2 separate regions of the Homo sapiens genome follow, and region 1 is linked to region 2. A link is an interaction called in ENCODE POLR2A ChIA-PET data of the cell type or tissue named here. Cell type or tissue: IMR-90. All regions are shown on one strand.

Evidence for each region. ChIA-PET counts read pairs that join two places held together with the same protein. Peaks named below come from ENCODE experiments on the same cell type or tissue, not always from the same donor. Only the 100,000 strongest peaks of a DNase experiment are listed, where the experiment ranks them.
Region 1: POLR2A ChIA-PET joins it to region 2 with 6 read pairs; 18 of 35 experiments call an interaction of 5 or more read pairs at or near these places.

What each region holds. Positions count from the first base shown.
Region 1 is chr9:72,373,737-72,381,736 of GRCh38, reverse strand. No RefSeq gene overlaps it. Among named protein-coding and RNA genes, the nearest start is that of ZFAND5, 13 kb to the right of the region's middle. In IMR-90, no CTCF peak of the experiment used is centred here; no DNase peak of the experiment used is centred here; H3K27ac peaks cover 830 bases.
Region 2 is chr9:72,539,350-72,547,349 of GRCh38, reverse strand. All of the region lies in intron 1 of TMC1 (transmembrane channel like 1), which reads right to left. Among named protein-coding and RNA genes, the nearest start is that of TMC1, 22 kb to the right of the region's middle. In IMR-90, no CTCF peak of the experiment used is centred here; a DNase peak (open chromatin) is centred at 4,699; H3K27ac peaks cover 189 bases.

The DNA.
Region 1 (8,000 bases), 170 kb after region 2:
GATAACCAAAAAAAAAAAAAAAAAAAGAAAATTTGTGAGATTACGTCTCTCTTCACACTTAGCACCCCTTAGCATAACAGCACCTCTGATATGTTAGATTGCAACCTAGGTGTAGGCTTCATCTCCTTTTAATCTTTTCCTGTCTCACAGGGAGTAAGTATTCTAGTGACCTTGTGAAGGGAAGTCTACAGTCTTGGCTTACTATTTATATGGTGGATTTATCAAAAGATATTCACTTAATTTTTTTTTTTTTTTTATGCTCAGGCTGGAGTGCAGTAGTGCCATCTCAGCTCGCTGCAGCCTCCGCCTCCCGGGTTCAAGCGATTCTCCTGTCTCAGCCTCCCTTTCCCTGTAGCTGGAACTACAGGCATGTACCACCACATGGCTAATTTTATATTTCTAGTAGAGACGGGGTTTCATTATGTTAGCCAGGCTGCTCTCGAACTCCTGACCTCAGGTGATCTGCCTGCCTTGGCCTCCCAAAATGCTGGGATTAGAGGCATGAGCCACTGCGCCTGGCCAAAAAGATACTCACTTTAGTGAATGAGGGTCCTGTCAACTCTCTTTACTGACTATTAAATAGGGATACCACCCACCTGCTCCAGATACATTCCAACCCACCTTCCCTCAAAACAAACACTACTTGGACTGGGATGACCAACCATTTTGGTTTGCCTGGGACTGAGAGGTTGACTGTGACATAGAACTTTCACTGCTAAAACTGGGAAAGTACCAGGCAAAACAGAGGAGCTGATCACCCTAACTTGGACCCTCATTAAGAGTGGAACAGTTCCTGATTGAGATACGCTGACACTGTGCCTTGATAGAGCTGCTCTGTTTCTTTTTACCACACGATGAATAAGGCCTCAAGGTCCAGGCCTTTGAGGTACACCATGTGGAGGTTCTCTCACTTTTCCACTGACAATTTCCAAATTAGCAAAATGGTGATAATAGTTGTGACTACATCCTAATTATCTTATGAGAATTGAGTTTATATTAATATATATAATGGTGACAACAAAGACTGTCATATAATCAGTGCTTAGCAAATGTTACCTATCTTATTTTATTTATCTATTTATTTATTTTTGAGACGAAGTCTCGCTCTGTTACCCAGGCTGGAGTGCAGTGATGCGATCTCGGCTCACTGCACCCTCCACCTCCTGGGTTCAAGTGATTCTCGGGCCTCAGCCTCCTGAGTAGCAGGGACTACAGGTGCCCTCCACTACGCCCAGCTAGTTTTTTTGTATTTTTAGTAGAGACGGGGTTTCACCATGTTGGCCAGGCTGTTGTTGAACTCCTCACCTCAAGTGATCCACCCATCTCAGCCTCCCAAAGTGCTGGGATTATAGGCATGAGCCACCATGCCTGGCCACCTATTGTTATTAAAATAACTAGCTATGGATAGGGGAGAAATGACGCAGGATTTCTCCTCCTCTGCTGCTGATTCTTTTCTAGTGAATCTTAAATGTCCTGTATGTATTGTATTTTCAAAGGTTAAGAAAGAGAAAGAGGGAAAAAGAAAGGAGAGGGAGAATAAGGGAAAGAGAGAAAGAAAGGAAAGACAGAGAGAGAAAGAAAGGAAAGACAGAGAGAGAAAGAAGAAAGAAAGAAAGGGAGAGAGAGAGAAAGAAGGAAGGAAGGAAAGAAGGAAGGAAGGGGAAAGGAAGGGAGAGAAAGAGAGAGAAAAAGAAAGAAAGAAAAAAAGGAAAGAAAGAATGAAAGAAAGAAAAAGAAAGGAAGGAAGGAAGGAAAAAGGGGAGAGAGAGAGAGAAAGAAGGAAGGAAGGAAGAAGAGAGAGGGAGGGAGAGAAAGAAAATACTAAAAACTTACAGTCAGTTAAGTTAGTAAGATTTATTTTCCATCTTAAAAATTATTTCTACCCACAAGGACTAAAATTTGAGCACAAGCAAAGCCCAGGTAAAAAATGTATATTTTTGAGTCTGGGCATGGTGGCTCATGCCTATAATTCCAGCACTTTGGGAAGCCAAGGCGGGCAGATCATCTGAGGTCATGAGTTCGAGACCAGCCTGGCCAACATGGCAAAACCCCATTTCTATTAAAAACACAAAAATTAGCTGGTGAGGCAGGAGATTCGCTTGAACCAGGAGGCAGAGGTTGCAGTGAGCCAAGATGGTGCCACTGTACTCCAGCCTCAGCAACAGAGCAAGACCCCATCTCAAAAAAAACAAAAAACAAAAAAGTGCTGGGATTACAGATGTGAGCCACCAGCACCATGCCCCAATGGTATCTTTAAAATGAAAATAATTAATATTAATGCATTCTTATGCTCTTATCAACATTGTTTATCATAGCTAAGAAATGCAAACAACCTGAATATCCATCAGTAGGATAGTGATTAAAATAATTACATTCCACTCATACTCTGCAATTTGTTAAAATGAATAAGGTAAATAATTTACATGGAAAGATCCCCAAGGCGCATGTTGCAAAACAACACATATAGCAAAACCTTATGTATTTAAACAAATCACAAGGATGACTCCCCGTCTCAAAAAAAAATTATTTGTTGCTTAAAATTTTTACAAAGAGTTTGTTCATAAATTATTAATACTTTGTAATTTAAAAAAAAAAAACACAAAAAAAACAGCTGGAGGAAAGAATTCTACTCAATTCTTCTGTCGTTATTTTGTTCCTCTTCCTTCTCCCTCACACCTAACATCCTTCTAAAAAAAAGGAGGAAAAACAGTTTGCTGCAAGTGCCAAAGTATCCGGATTGCTGTAGATGAGGTATAGGGCAAATAATTCACTAACTGATAACAAGGATTGACCACAGTAAAGTGTCCACAAAATTATACCCAAGTACAAACTGAAAGAAACAGCCACACTGGGCCAGGCGTGGTGGCTCATGACTGTAATCCCAGCACTTTGGGAGGTTGAGGCAAGCAGATCACAAGGTCAGGAGATGGAGACCAGCCTGGCCAACATGGTGAAACCCTTGCCTCTACTAAAAATACAAAAATTAGCTGGGTGTGGTGGCACGTGCCTGTAATCCCAGCTTCTCGGGAGGCTGAAGCATGAGAATTGCTTGAACCCGGGAGGCAGAGGTTGCAGTGAGCCGAAGTCGTGTCACTGCACTCCAGCCTGGTGACAGAGCGAGACTCCATCTCAAAAAAAAAAAAGAAAAGAAATAGCCACACTGTTGAGCATGATCTCTCAGTAAGTCTTTTTATAATAAAATTTGTTAGCTGTTTTTTGGCAATGTTTTTTTTTGTTTTTTTGTTTGTTTTTTTGTTTTTTTTTAAGACAGAGTCTCACTTTGTCTCCCAGGCTGGAATGCAGTGTCACGATCTTGGCTCACTGCAACCTCCCCATCCCCGGTTCAAGAGATTCTCGTGCCTCAGCCTCCTGAGTAGCTGGGATTTCAGGCACCTGCCACCATGCCAGGCTAATTTTTGTATTTTTAGTAGAGATGGGGTGTCACCATGTTGGCCAGGCTGGTCTCAAACTCCTGACTTCAGGTGATCTGCCCACCTCGGCCTCCCAAAGTGCTGGGATTACAGGTGACAGCATGACTGGCCCCAATGGTATCTTAATAGTGGTGGAATATATTTAAATGGAACACTAAAGTTCCTTTTTTTTTTTTTTTTTTTTTTGAGAGGGAGTCTCGCTCTGTCGCCCAGGCTGGAGTGCAGTGGCTCGATCTCTGCTCACTGCAAGCTCCGCCTCCGAGTTCATGCCATTCTCCTGCCTCATCCTCCCGAGTAGCTGGGACTGCAGGCGCCCGCCACCACGCCCGGCTAATTTTTTGTATTTTTAGTAGAGACGGGGGGGGTTCACCATGTTAGCCAGGATGGTCTTGATCTCCTGACCTCATGATCCGCCTGCCTCGGCCTCCCAAAGTGCTGGGATTACAGGCGTGAGCCACCGCGCCCAGCCTGATTAAATCTTATCTCAGGATTCTGGGGAAGTTGGAATAGATTGCCTTGTGAGCAAATCCTTTCACAGTATTAGCGGTACCAGCACAGAATCTGAATGCTGGAGATGTTTTGTTGTTGTTGTTGTTTTTAGATGGAGTTTCACTCTTGTTGCCCAGGCTGGAGTGCAATGGCATGATCTCGGCTCACCTCCCGGGTTCACGCAATTCTTCTGCCTTAGCCTCTCGAGTAGCTGGGATTACAGGCATGTGCCACCACGCCTGGCTGGCTAATTTTGTATTTTTAGTAGAGACAGGGTTTCTCCATGTTGGTCAGGCTGGTCTTGAACTTCCTACCTCAGGCGATCTGCCCGCCTCGGTCTCCCAAAGCTTTGGGATTACAGGCGTGAGCCACCACACCCGGTCTGGAGATGTTGTTTAGAAGACTTCTATGCTGGGTGGGGTACTGGAGAGGACCCTCTAGTATTCACTGCAAGTCGAAAATTCTGCAACTGTCAATGGTTTAGGAAAGGCACTTACTATATTGGAAAGAATTCGACTTTGGAAGTCAGACTGACCTGGGTTTGACTTCATTCTCAGATAGCAACTATACAATTTTAAACATGTTACTTATCTCCTTGTGCCTCAGCTCTGCCTCTGCAAAAGAGGATGATCATCACTGCTTCAAAGAATTATTGTAAGAATTAGAGATAAGGCATATAAAAGCACAAAGTAAGCACAAAATAAATACTAAACATTATTTGCTCGTAACACATATAGTTCCTTTAATCTTTATGTAGTCATGTTGCTGTATTGGTTTTTATTTTCAAAATTGATTTACTGGATGGAGACGGTGGCTCACGCCTGTAATCTCAGCACTTTAGGAGGCCAAGGCGGGCAGATCACAAGGTCAAGAGATTGAGAATCGATTGAACCTGGGAGGCAGAGGTTGCAGTGAGCTAAGATCAAGCCACTGCACTCCAGCCTGGCGACAGAGCGAGACTCCGTCTCAAAAAAAAAAAAATTAATTTACTGTAAAATTCTGTCTTTTTAACATCTTTAAATATTCTATCTTAACTATAAGGTCAAGTGACTACAAACGAATGAAATTTTTTTAAAAACATTAAATTAACCATAAATTTACCTATTTAAATAAGCACTCAAAGAAATCACAGTCTTTTTTTTTTTTGAGATGGAGTCTCGCCCTGTCGCCTAGGCTGGAATGCAATGGTGCAATCTCAGCTCACTGCAACCTCCGCCTCCCAGATTCAAGCGATTCTTCTGCCTCAGCCTCCCGAGTAGCTGGGATTACAGGCTCATGCCACCATGCTCGGCTAATTTTTTGTATCATTAGTAGACACATGGTTTCACCATGTTGGCTAGGGTGGTCTTGAACTCCCGACCTCGTGATCCGCCTGCCTTAGCCTCCCAAAGTACTGGGATAACAGGTGTGAGCCACTGTGCCTGGCCAGAAATCACAGTCTTATAATTGCCAGGGACTTTAGAAGTCATCCAGTTGCATCTAACTCCTATTGCAGGAATCCTTTATTTATTTATGTATGTATTTATTTATTTTTTTGAGGAGTTTTGCTCTTGTTGCCCAGGCTGGAGTGCAATGGTGCAATCTCGGCTCACTGCAACCTCTGCCTCCCGGGTTCAAGTGATTCTCCTGCCTCAGTCTCCCGAGTAGCTGGGCTTACAGGCATGAGCCACCATGCCCAGCTAATTTTGTATTTTTAGTAGAGATGGGGTTTGAGACCAGCCTGACCAACATGGAGGAATCCTTTATTTCATTCTTTCATCCTGAAGGCTGCTCAATCTCTTAGCTTCTAAACCTCTTAGCCAGAAAAGGATGGAGAAAGAGAAGTCTTCCTGAAAGGAAGGAACTGGACTAGAAGAGAAGCTGCAAGTGCACCTGGGGTGTCAGTGCCTCCTTCTATCAGACCCACTGCACAGGGTGGTCTTCAGGTCTCCACAGAAAGCAACAAAGAAATCTTCTCTGCTTCTCTGATCTTTGGGAAAGCTGGAGGAGACTGATATGGACCATCCTTCTATATCCAATAAAAAGTACAAGAGAGCATTGGATTTCAGGGAATTTGTTTCCCCAAAAAGATCAGTTTTCTTCAAATACGATGATAATGACAGATACTGAAGTTATTCTGAAGTTCCTCTGTGCCATTATCAAGTACCTCAATAGTCTACAGCTGCAATCTATCCCATAACCTAAGACTAATATTCTCGAATCTGAAATCTGTGATGCCCATTGAACTCTACTCTTTAGTTCGCTGGACTCCCTCAATTGCCTTCGTGAAGGCTTCAAAGACATCACCTTCTGCTATATAATTAGGAAGTTCAAGGAAGCATTCTCTCCAGCATCAAAAGCTTCAGGAAATCCCAACAATTTAGGCTTAGCCTTAGACACAGTTCAGCGATAGTATTACTAAGACCTAACAGGCCAGGCGTGATGGCTCACGCCTGTAATCCCAGCACTTTGTGAGGCCGAGGCAGGCGGATCATGAGGTCAGGAGTTCGAGATCAGCCTGGCCAACATAGTGAAACCCTGTCTCTACTAAAAATACAAAAATTAGCTGGGTGTGGTGGTGCACACCTGTAATCCCAGCTACTCGGGAGGCTGAGGCAGGAGACTCACTTGAAGCCGGGAGGCAGAGGTTGTGGTGAGCCGAGATCTCACCACTGCATTCCAACCTGGGTGACAAAGTGAGACTCTGTCTGGAAAAAAAAAAAAAAAATCTCGCCACTGCATTCCAGCCTGGGTGACAAAGTGAGACTCTGTCTGGAAAAAAAACAAAAAAAAACACAAAAACCTAACAATCTCTTATTTTTTCAATTTTATATTATCCAAGCACTTAACAGACCTAATTGTTTTTTAATTTTTGGGGTGACAATCAAAGCTTGTCTGAATTTGAGGGATCCCACTTATTTCTTTATTTTTAATAATAGACTTTATTTTTAAGAGCTATTTTAGGTTCACAGCAAAATTGAGAGAAAGGTACAGAGATTTCCCATATACACCTGCCTCCACACATGCATGGCCTTCCCCATTATCAACATCCCATAGAGTGGTATGTTTGTTACAACTGATGAACCTACATTGACCCATTATTATCATTCGAAGTCCTTGGTTTAAAGTAGGGTTCACTCTTGGTGTTGTAGGTTCTGTGGGTTTGGATAAATTGATCATGACGTGTAGCCACCATTATAGTATCACACAGAGTAGTTTCTCTATTATAAAAATCCTCTGTGTTCTGCATATTCCTCCCTCTTTCCCCTCTATCCCCTGGCAACCACTTGATCTTTTTACTGTTCCCATAGTTTTGCCTTTTTCAGGATGTCATATAGTTGAAATTAACAGTACGTACTTTTCAGACTGGCTTCTTTTTTGTTTGAGACAGAGTCTCACTCTGTTGCCAGGTTGGAGTGCGGTGGTGTGATCTCGGCTCACTGCAACCTCTGCCTCCCCGGTTCAAGCGATTCTACTGCCTCAACCTCCCGAGTAGCTGGGACTACAGGCGTGCGCCAACCACGTCCAGCTAATTTTTGTATTTTTAGTAGAGATGACGTTTCACCATGTTGCCCAGGACGGTCTCAATCTCTTGACCTCGTGATCTGCCCACCTCGGCCTCCCAAAGTGCTGGGATTACAGGCGTGAGCCACCGCGCCCGGACCTCAGACTGGCTTCTTTCACTTAGTAATATCCATTCAAGTTTTCCATGTCTTTTCATGGCTTAATAACACGTTTATTTTAGCACTGAATAATATTCTATTATCTGGATGTACCACAGTTTATTTCTCCATTCACCTACTGAAGGGTATCTTGGTTGCTTTCAAGTTTTGGCAATTACGAATAAAGCTGCTATGAATATCTGTGTGCAGGTTTTTTTGTGGACATGTCTTCAACTCCTTTGAGTAAATACCAAGGAGTGTGACTGCTGGATCATATGGTAAGAGTATGTTTAACTTCATAAAAAATCATCAAACTGCCTTCCGAAGTGACTACCATTTTGTAGTCCCAACAACAACGAATAAGAGTTTCTGTTGCTTTGCATCCTCACCAGCATTTGGTGTTGTTTGTTTTCTGGATTTTGGCCATTCTAATAGGTAC
Region 2 (8,000 bases):
GGGGTTGAGGGGAACTTGGAAAATTTTTATTTCATCTTTTTAACCATTTTTTTTTTTTTTTTTGAGAAGGAGTCTCGCTCTGTTGCCCAGGCTGGAGTGCAGTGACACAATCTCGGCTCACTGCAACCTCCGCCTCCCAGGTTTAAACCACTCTCCTGCCTCATCCTCCTGAGTAGCTGGGATTACAGGCGCACGCCAACGCACCCAGCTGATTTTTGTATTTTCAGTAGAGACGAGGTTTCACCATGTTGGCCAGGCTGGTCTCAAACTCCTGACCTCAGGTGATCCACTTGCCTTGGCCTCCCAAGGTGCTGGGATTACGGGCATGAGCCATCGCGCCTGGCCTTTTTATCAATTTTAAAAAAGATTCACGGATGGACCATGCTGAAGATTGTAAGTATAACAATGAAAAGGCTTTCCCACACACAACAAAGTATTCATTTTGAAGCTATGCACACAGTAAAGTTTAAGAAATGAGTACCAACTTTTGAAGTATTATGCTATCTAAAACAAAATGTAGACACAAGAAAATCAGTAGATTTTTCTCTCTGCTGAGGCTATTTATCTTTTCTGGGTTAACTTTTTTCCTGGAGTGAAGTCTTAGATGAACTTAATCAGACACAAACTTCCAAAGAGATAGAAACAGCTTTGAAAAATGTGCATGCTTTAAAATTCTGTGTTCAGTCTTTAAAATTTTGTGTGCAGGTTTTAAAATTTTTTCTTGAAGATCAGTGCAGAGAACTGGTGGAAAGGCCAACAAATATTTAATCACAAGTATAAGGAAATGGCCATTTACATCTTTTTCAAAGCAAATTTTGAAGAAAACAGCCAGCAGCAATAACAAAATATGCTGGTCTGACGTTACCGGAAGAAAACAAAAGGACAATGTTTGAATCCCTCAATCACTTCAATCAAGAACTGAGTACTTGCTCTAAAGCAAAGAATTAAATAATGTCAATGTTTTCAATCATTCAGTGGTTTTTTCTAACTTTTTGCAGAAGAAGAAAATTTCAGCAGTTTTTCCAAATGTAACATCAATTTATTTATTTTTATATTTTTTGAGGAGTCTCCCTCTGTTGCCCAGGCTGGATTACAGTGTTATGATCTCGACTCACTGCAACCTCCGCCTTCTGCATTCAAGCGATTCTCCTGTCTCAGCCTCTCAAGTAGCTGGGATTACAGACATGCACCACCACGCCGGGCTAATTTTTTCATTTTTTTTTTTTTTTAGTAGAGCTGGGGTGTCACCATGTTGGCCATGCTGGTCTTGAACTCCTGACCTCAGGTGATCCATCCACCTCGGCCTCCCAAAGTGGTGGGATTACAGTTGTGAGCCACTGCACCCAGTCTGTACCATCAATTTATGATTAATTTTCTAGTGAAGGTTTGTTTTTTTTTTGAGCGATGACATTTGAACTTTTTTGAGCGATGACATTTGAAAGCCACTATAATTGATCTGAAAGAAGCGAAGGTATTGTCAATTTTAAAATTTGTGAAAATTACTGCGCAATAGGATTTGTATTTCACCAACCATATCCTTTTGTTTAAGATTTTTTTATGGAGACCGGGTGTGGTGGCTCACGCCTGTAATCCCAGCACTCTGGGAGTTCGAGGGAGCCAGATCACTTGAGGTCAGGCATTCGAGACCAGCCTGGCGAACATGGTGAAACCCTATCTCTACTAAAAATTCAAAACTTAGCTGGGCATGGTGGCAGGTGCCTCTAATCCCAGCTACTCGGGAGGCTGAGGCATGAGAATCACTTGAACCCAGGAGGCAGAGGTTGCAGTGAGCCAAGATGGCACCACTGCACTCCATCCTGGGCAACAGAGTGAGACTGTGCCAAAAACAAAAAGTTGACAAATCTGGTTAAACTGTCTATTGAAGCTGATTATTTTTAAAAAGATCAGTTTTAATGAAATCATTGACCAGTTTGCCAAAGTTAAGTCATTAAAACAGAAACTATAATATTGTTATACATTATTGTGACAGACCAATATATATGTAAAAGGTTTTTTTTTAAAAAAAACATATTAATGTAATTACAAAGTATTAATTCTGAAGCATAAGAAGAAGTCAGCCATTCAAAGGGCAGGGCTACAAATGCCCATCAATCAATGAGTGGATAAAGAAATGTGACATATATATATATGTGTATATATACACATATAAATGTGTGTGTGTATATATGTGTGTGTGTGTGTGTGTGTGTGTATATATATATCATGAAATACTACTCAGCCATAAAAAGGAACATATTAATGGCATTCACAGCAACCTGGGTGGAATTGGAGACTCAGGAATGGAAAACCAAATATTGTATGTTCTCACTCGTAAGTGGGAGCTAAGCTACGAGAATGCAAAGGCATAAGAATGATACAATGAACTTTGGGAACTCAGGGAAAGACTTGGGGGGGTGAAGGATAAAAAGCTACACATTGGGTAGAGTGTACGCTGCTCAGGTGATGGGTGTGCTAAAATCTCAGAAATCACAACTAAAGAACTTTTCACGTAACCAAAAACTACCTGTTCCCCAAAAACCTATTGAAATTAAAAAAAAAAAAGGTAAAAAGGCTGGGAGCGCTGGCTCATGCCTGTAATCCCAGCACTTTGGGAGGCCGAGGTGGGAGGATCACCTGAGGTCAGGAGTTCAAGATCAGCCTGGCCAACACGGCAAAACCCCATTTCTACTAAAAATACAAAAATTAGCCGGGTGTGGTGGCAGGTGCCTGTAATCCCAGTTACTCAGGACGCTGAGTCAGGAGACTCACTTGAACCCAGGAGGTGGAGGTTGCAGTGAGCCGAGATTGCACCACTGCACTCCAGCCTGGAAAACAAGAGCAAGACTTTCTCACAAAAAAAAAAAAAAAAAAGTTAAAAAATCAACAACAAAGGGAAGGGCTAAGATCAGTCCACCTGGAAGAAGCAGCAAGCTCAAAGACCTTGAGTTAGGAAAGAATGTGGGGTGTTTGAAGAATTAAGATGAGACAAACATGGCTTGAGTGAAGTGGATATACCTTGAGGGGCCTGGTCATATGACACCTTATAGGCTCTGGACATGAATTTAAACTTTATGTTAAGCACAAAAAGAAACTATTGAAGTGGCTGGGTGCAGTGGCTCACACCTGTAATCCCAGCACTTTGGGAGGCCGAGGCGGGTGGATCACAAGCTCAGCTGTTCGAGACCAGCCTGACCAACATGGTGAAACCCATTTCTACTAAAAATACAAAAAATTATTGAGGTGTGGTGGCACATGCTGTAGTCCCAGCTACTTGGAAGACTGAGGCAGAAGAATCACTTTAACCCGGGAGGCAGAGGTTGCAGTGAGCCAAGATCACGCCACTGCACTCCAGCCTGGGTGAAAGAACGAGACTCCATCTCAAAAAAAAAAAAAAAAAGAAAGAAAGAAAAAGAAAAAGAAACTATTGAAGCATTTTAGGAAGGAAAGTCACTGGGTGTGGTGGCACATGCCTGTATTCCCAGCTACTTGGGAGGCTAAGATGAGAGGATCTCTTGAGCCCACGAATTAGAGACCAGTCTGGGCAACACAGAGAGACCCTTCTCTTAAAAAATTTAAAAGTTAAAAAATAAAAAAAGATTAAGCAGGACAGTGGTGTGATCAAACTTTATATATATATGGCCTCCCAGGTTCAAGCAGTTCTGCCTCAGCCTCCCAAGTAGCTGGGATTACAGGCACCCACCACCATGCCCAGCTAATTTTTGTATTTTTAGTAGAGACAGAGTTTCACCATGTTGGCCAGGCTGATCTCAAACTCCTGACCTCAGGTGATCCTCCCACCTTGGCCTCCCAAAGTGCTGGGATTACAGGCGTGAGCCACTGTGCCTGGCTCAAACTTACATTTTTAAAAGATAATTCTGGCTGCATTGCAGAAAATTGATCAGAGGGGAGTCAGAGTGAAAATATGAAGACCAATAAGAAGGTTATTCCAATAATCTATAAGGGAAGTGGTTGTAGCTCTGGACAGACTAGTAGCAGGGGAGATGGGAAGAAGTACATAGACCTGAGATGCAGGAGATAGATCTGGGAACTAAATTTAAGGAAGAACAGATAGGATTTGCTCATGGGGTAGATGGAAGAAGTAAACAAGGAAGAGGAACCAAGGAAAAGTTCCCAATTTCTGGCTTAAACAATTAGTGGATGGTGAGGTCACTAGTTGAGATGGGAGAGAAACTAGTTGAATGAGAAAAATCACTGTGTCAAGGCTCAAAGGCAACCTTACAAGATGAAATGTAAACATAAAGATAAAATGTAACATGACACCTTCTTTTTTTAAAAAAAATTATCACATAGAAAAAAACAAGTGAAGGTCTAGTGCATATTTTCATTTTACACATTAGAAAACTGAGGCCTAGCTGGGTGCGGTGGCTCATATCTGTAATCCCAGCACTTTGGGAGGCCAAGGTGGGTGGATCATGAGGTCAGGAGTTCGAGACCAGCCTGGCCAAGATAGTGAAACCCCCATCTCTACTAAAAGTACAAAAATTAGCTGGGCGCGGTGGCAGGCACCTGTAATCCCACCTACTCGGGAGGCTGAGGCAGAAGAATTGCTTGAACCCGGGCGGCAGAGGTTGCAGTGAGCTGAAATCATGCCATTGCACTCCAGCCTGGGCAATAGAATGAGACTCTGTCTCAAAAAAAAACAAAGGAAGAAAGCTGAGGCCTGAACAGTAAAGATGACTTGCTCAATGAGTCAGTGCCTGGATCAGAATTCTTTTTTTTCTTTTTCTCCCCCCTAGGCTGGAGCGCAGTGGCACAATGTCAGCTCACTGCAACCTCTGCCTCCCGGGTTCAAGTGATTCTCCCACCTCAGGCTCAGGAGCAGCTGAGATTACAGGTGTGTGCCACCACACCCAGTTAATTGTTTATTTTGAGACAGAGTCTTGCTCTGTCGCCCAGGCTGGAGTGCAGTGGCGCTACCTCAGCTCACTGCAACCTCCACCTCCTAGGTTGAAGTGATTCTCCTGCCTCACCCTCCAAGTAGCTGGGACTTCAGGCACATGCCACCACACCCGGCTAATTTGTGTATTTTTAGCAGAGACGGGGTTTCACCATGTTAGCCAGGATGGTCTCCATCTCCTGACCTCAGGTGATCCTCCCACCTCAGCCTCCCAAAGTACTGGAATTACAGGCACGAGCCACCGCGCCGGGCCCTTTTTTGTGTGTATTTAGTAGACATGGGGTTTCAACAAGTTGGCCAGGTTAGTTTCAAACTTCTGGCCTCAAGTGATCCACCCACCTCGGCCTCCCAAAGTACTGGGATTACAGATGTGAACCACCACGCCCGGCCTCTTAGGTCAAATTCTTTGGCTCTAGTATTGCAAATACCTCACCCAGATTTTTTATTTTTGGTTTTTTGTGTTTTTTTGTTTTTGTTTTTTAACAATCCTTTCTCTTACATCCTCTTTCAGTTTTTCAGCTATGTGTGCTAATAGAGCTTATGACCTCACTTCTTCCTAAGGGCACAGACTGATACCAAGAAGTTTCTTCCTGACTTCAGATCTTTCAGTCTAGTCATACCTTGTTTCTGAGAAGTACATAAAATGCCGTTGATCTGGAAATTTTCATCTATCAAGCTTCCTCTTCTAAAGCCAATACCCCCAAGACCACCCTGGAAAGCTTCTAGGCTCTTTTTTTTTTTTTGAGATGGAGTTTTGCTTTTATTGCCCAGGCTGGAGTGCAATGGTGTGATCTTGGCTCACTGCAACCTCCACCTCCTGGGTTCAAGAGATTCTCCTGTCTCAGCCTCCTGAGTAGCTGGGATTACAGGTGCATGCCACCATGCCCGGCTAATTTTTGTATTTTTAGTACAGACGGGGTTTCATCATATTTGTCAGGCTGGTCTCGAACTCCTGACCTCAGGTGATCGGCCCGCCTCAGCCTCCCAAAGTGCTCGGATTATAGGCATGAGCCATCGCACCCAGCCGCTTCTAGGCTCTTTAAGTTATTCAAACAATTCATTCAGACAAATACTTATTCAGTATCTACTGTTCTGTATGGTTTGAATAACTCAAAAGTATGAGATTTGATTCTTGGCACCAACAAGTCTTAAGTTTGGTTGGAGAAGTTAAGACATAGATGTAAGAATTGATTAAGTGATAACACTGGTTGGTGTAAAGATTTGGCATCAAAATAGGTGGCTAGCACTGTAAGAGCTATGACATTTCAGAAAAGGTAACCATCCATGTGGGCAAGAGAAATCAAAGATTATGGGGCTAGAGATGGAAACTGAAGAACAATTTGGCATTGAGAAAAAGGAAAGGAGGGTAGATTTAAATTTGACCTGGAAAAAACAATTCAGTTCAGGACCTGGCCACATCCAAAACAAAAGTCAGAAGTTTTAATAAAGCTGGGTAGTATTGATGATTGGATTTAATGGAGGCAGATAACTAATCATTATATCTGTATTAACTCACTGAAGCTTCACAACATCCCTATGAGGAGGTACTATTGTAGCTCCATTTTATGTATAAGAAAATAAGGACACAGAGTGGTCATTTAATTTGCCTTAGTCACACAGCCAGCATGTTGTCATGCTGAGTTTCAAGTTCAGCTACGGGGCCTGTGCTCTTAACCACTACAGCATGTGGCCACTTGCATGAGCTCTCCTGGTTTGTAATAGTCAAAGGGTGGGGCATCAAAATGACCACAGCAAGGTTCTGGGAATCATGACTAGGGACAAAAATAAATGACTACCAACACGCGACGCAGAGACAGATTGCAAAGACAAACAGGCATAAGAGCCAACTTCAAAACAGTAAGGACAAGGATAAAGATCGGAAAGGAATAGTGCCAGGTTTGGAGAGGAGGTGGAATTAAAAGAAAAAAAAGTCAGAACGAGGAAAGTCAAAGATGAGGAATTTCCCTGAGGTAAATTCCTGGCAGAAAGCTGGTCTGTCTGCCCCTGATTTTACTACCCATGTGGCTATCTCTGCCATTGTACCTTAGGGAAGTCATGCAAGCCTCAACAGAAGAATAAATGGAATAAAATTTGATAGTACAGGCTGAGCATGACTGCTTAGAGTACACCAAGAACTCACCTTCCTACCCCCCATTTCCTGGGATAAAGAACAAATATTAGAAAACAACAAGAAACAAGGTGCTGTACTTTGGATGTTCGCCCTCCCAAACTTCATGTTGAAATTTGATCCCAATGTTGGAGGTGGGGCCTAGTGAGATGTGTGTGTTATGTGGGTGGATCCCTCATGAATAGATTAATGACCTCCCTGGCAGGGGTGGGAGTGAGCGAGTTCTCAATCTGTTAGTTCCCTCAAAAGCCTGTACCTCTGTTAAAAAGACCATGGTACCTTCCCCTCCTCTCACGCTCTTCCTCTCTCGCCATGTGATCTCTGCACATGGAGGCTCCCCTTCACTTTCTGCCATGAATGGAAGCTTCCTTGCCTTCACCAAAAGCAAATCCTGGCACCATGCTTCTTGTACAGGCTTGCAGAACTGTGAGCCAAATAAACCCCTTTCTTTGTAAATGACCCATCCTCCGGTATTCGTTTAAAGCAATGCAAAATGGACAAAGTCAGAATACTGGTACCAAGTAGTGAAATGTTGCTGTAAAGACAACTGAAAATGTGGAAGCAACTTTGGAACAGGGCATTGGACAGAGGTTGGAAGAACCTGGAGGGCTCAGAAGAAGACAGGCAGATGAGGGAAAGTTTGGAACTTCTTAGAGATTAGTTAAGTGGTTTTGACCAAAATGCTGATAGAAATATAGATAGTAAAGGCAAGGCTGAGCAGGTCTCAGAAGGAAATGAGAAACTTACTGGGAACTAGAGCAAAGGGTTCCATGTTATGCTTTAGAAAAAAAAACTTGGCTGTGTTGTGTCCATGCCCTATGGATTTGTGGAAGGCTGCAGTTAAGAGTGATGACCTAGGATATCTGGCGGAAATTTTGTTTTGTTTTGTTTTGTTTTTGAGACAGGATCTTGCTCTGTCACTCAGGCTGGAATGCAGTGGCACGATCTAGGATC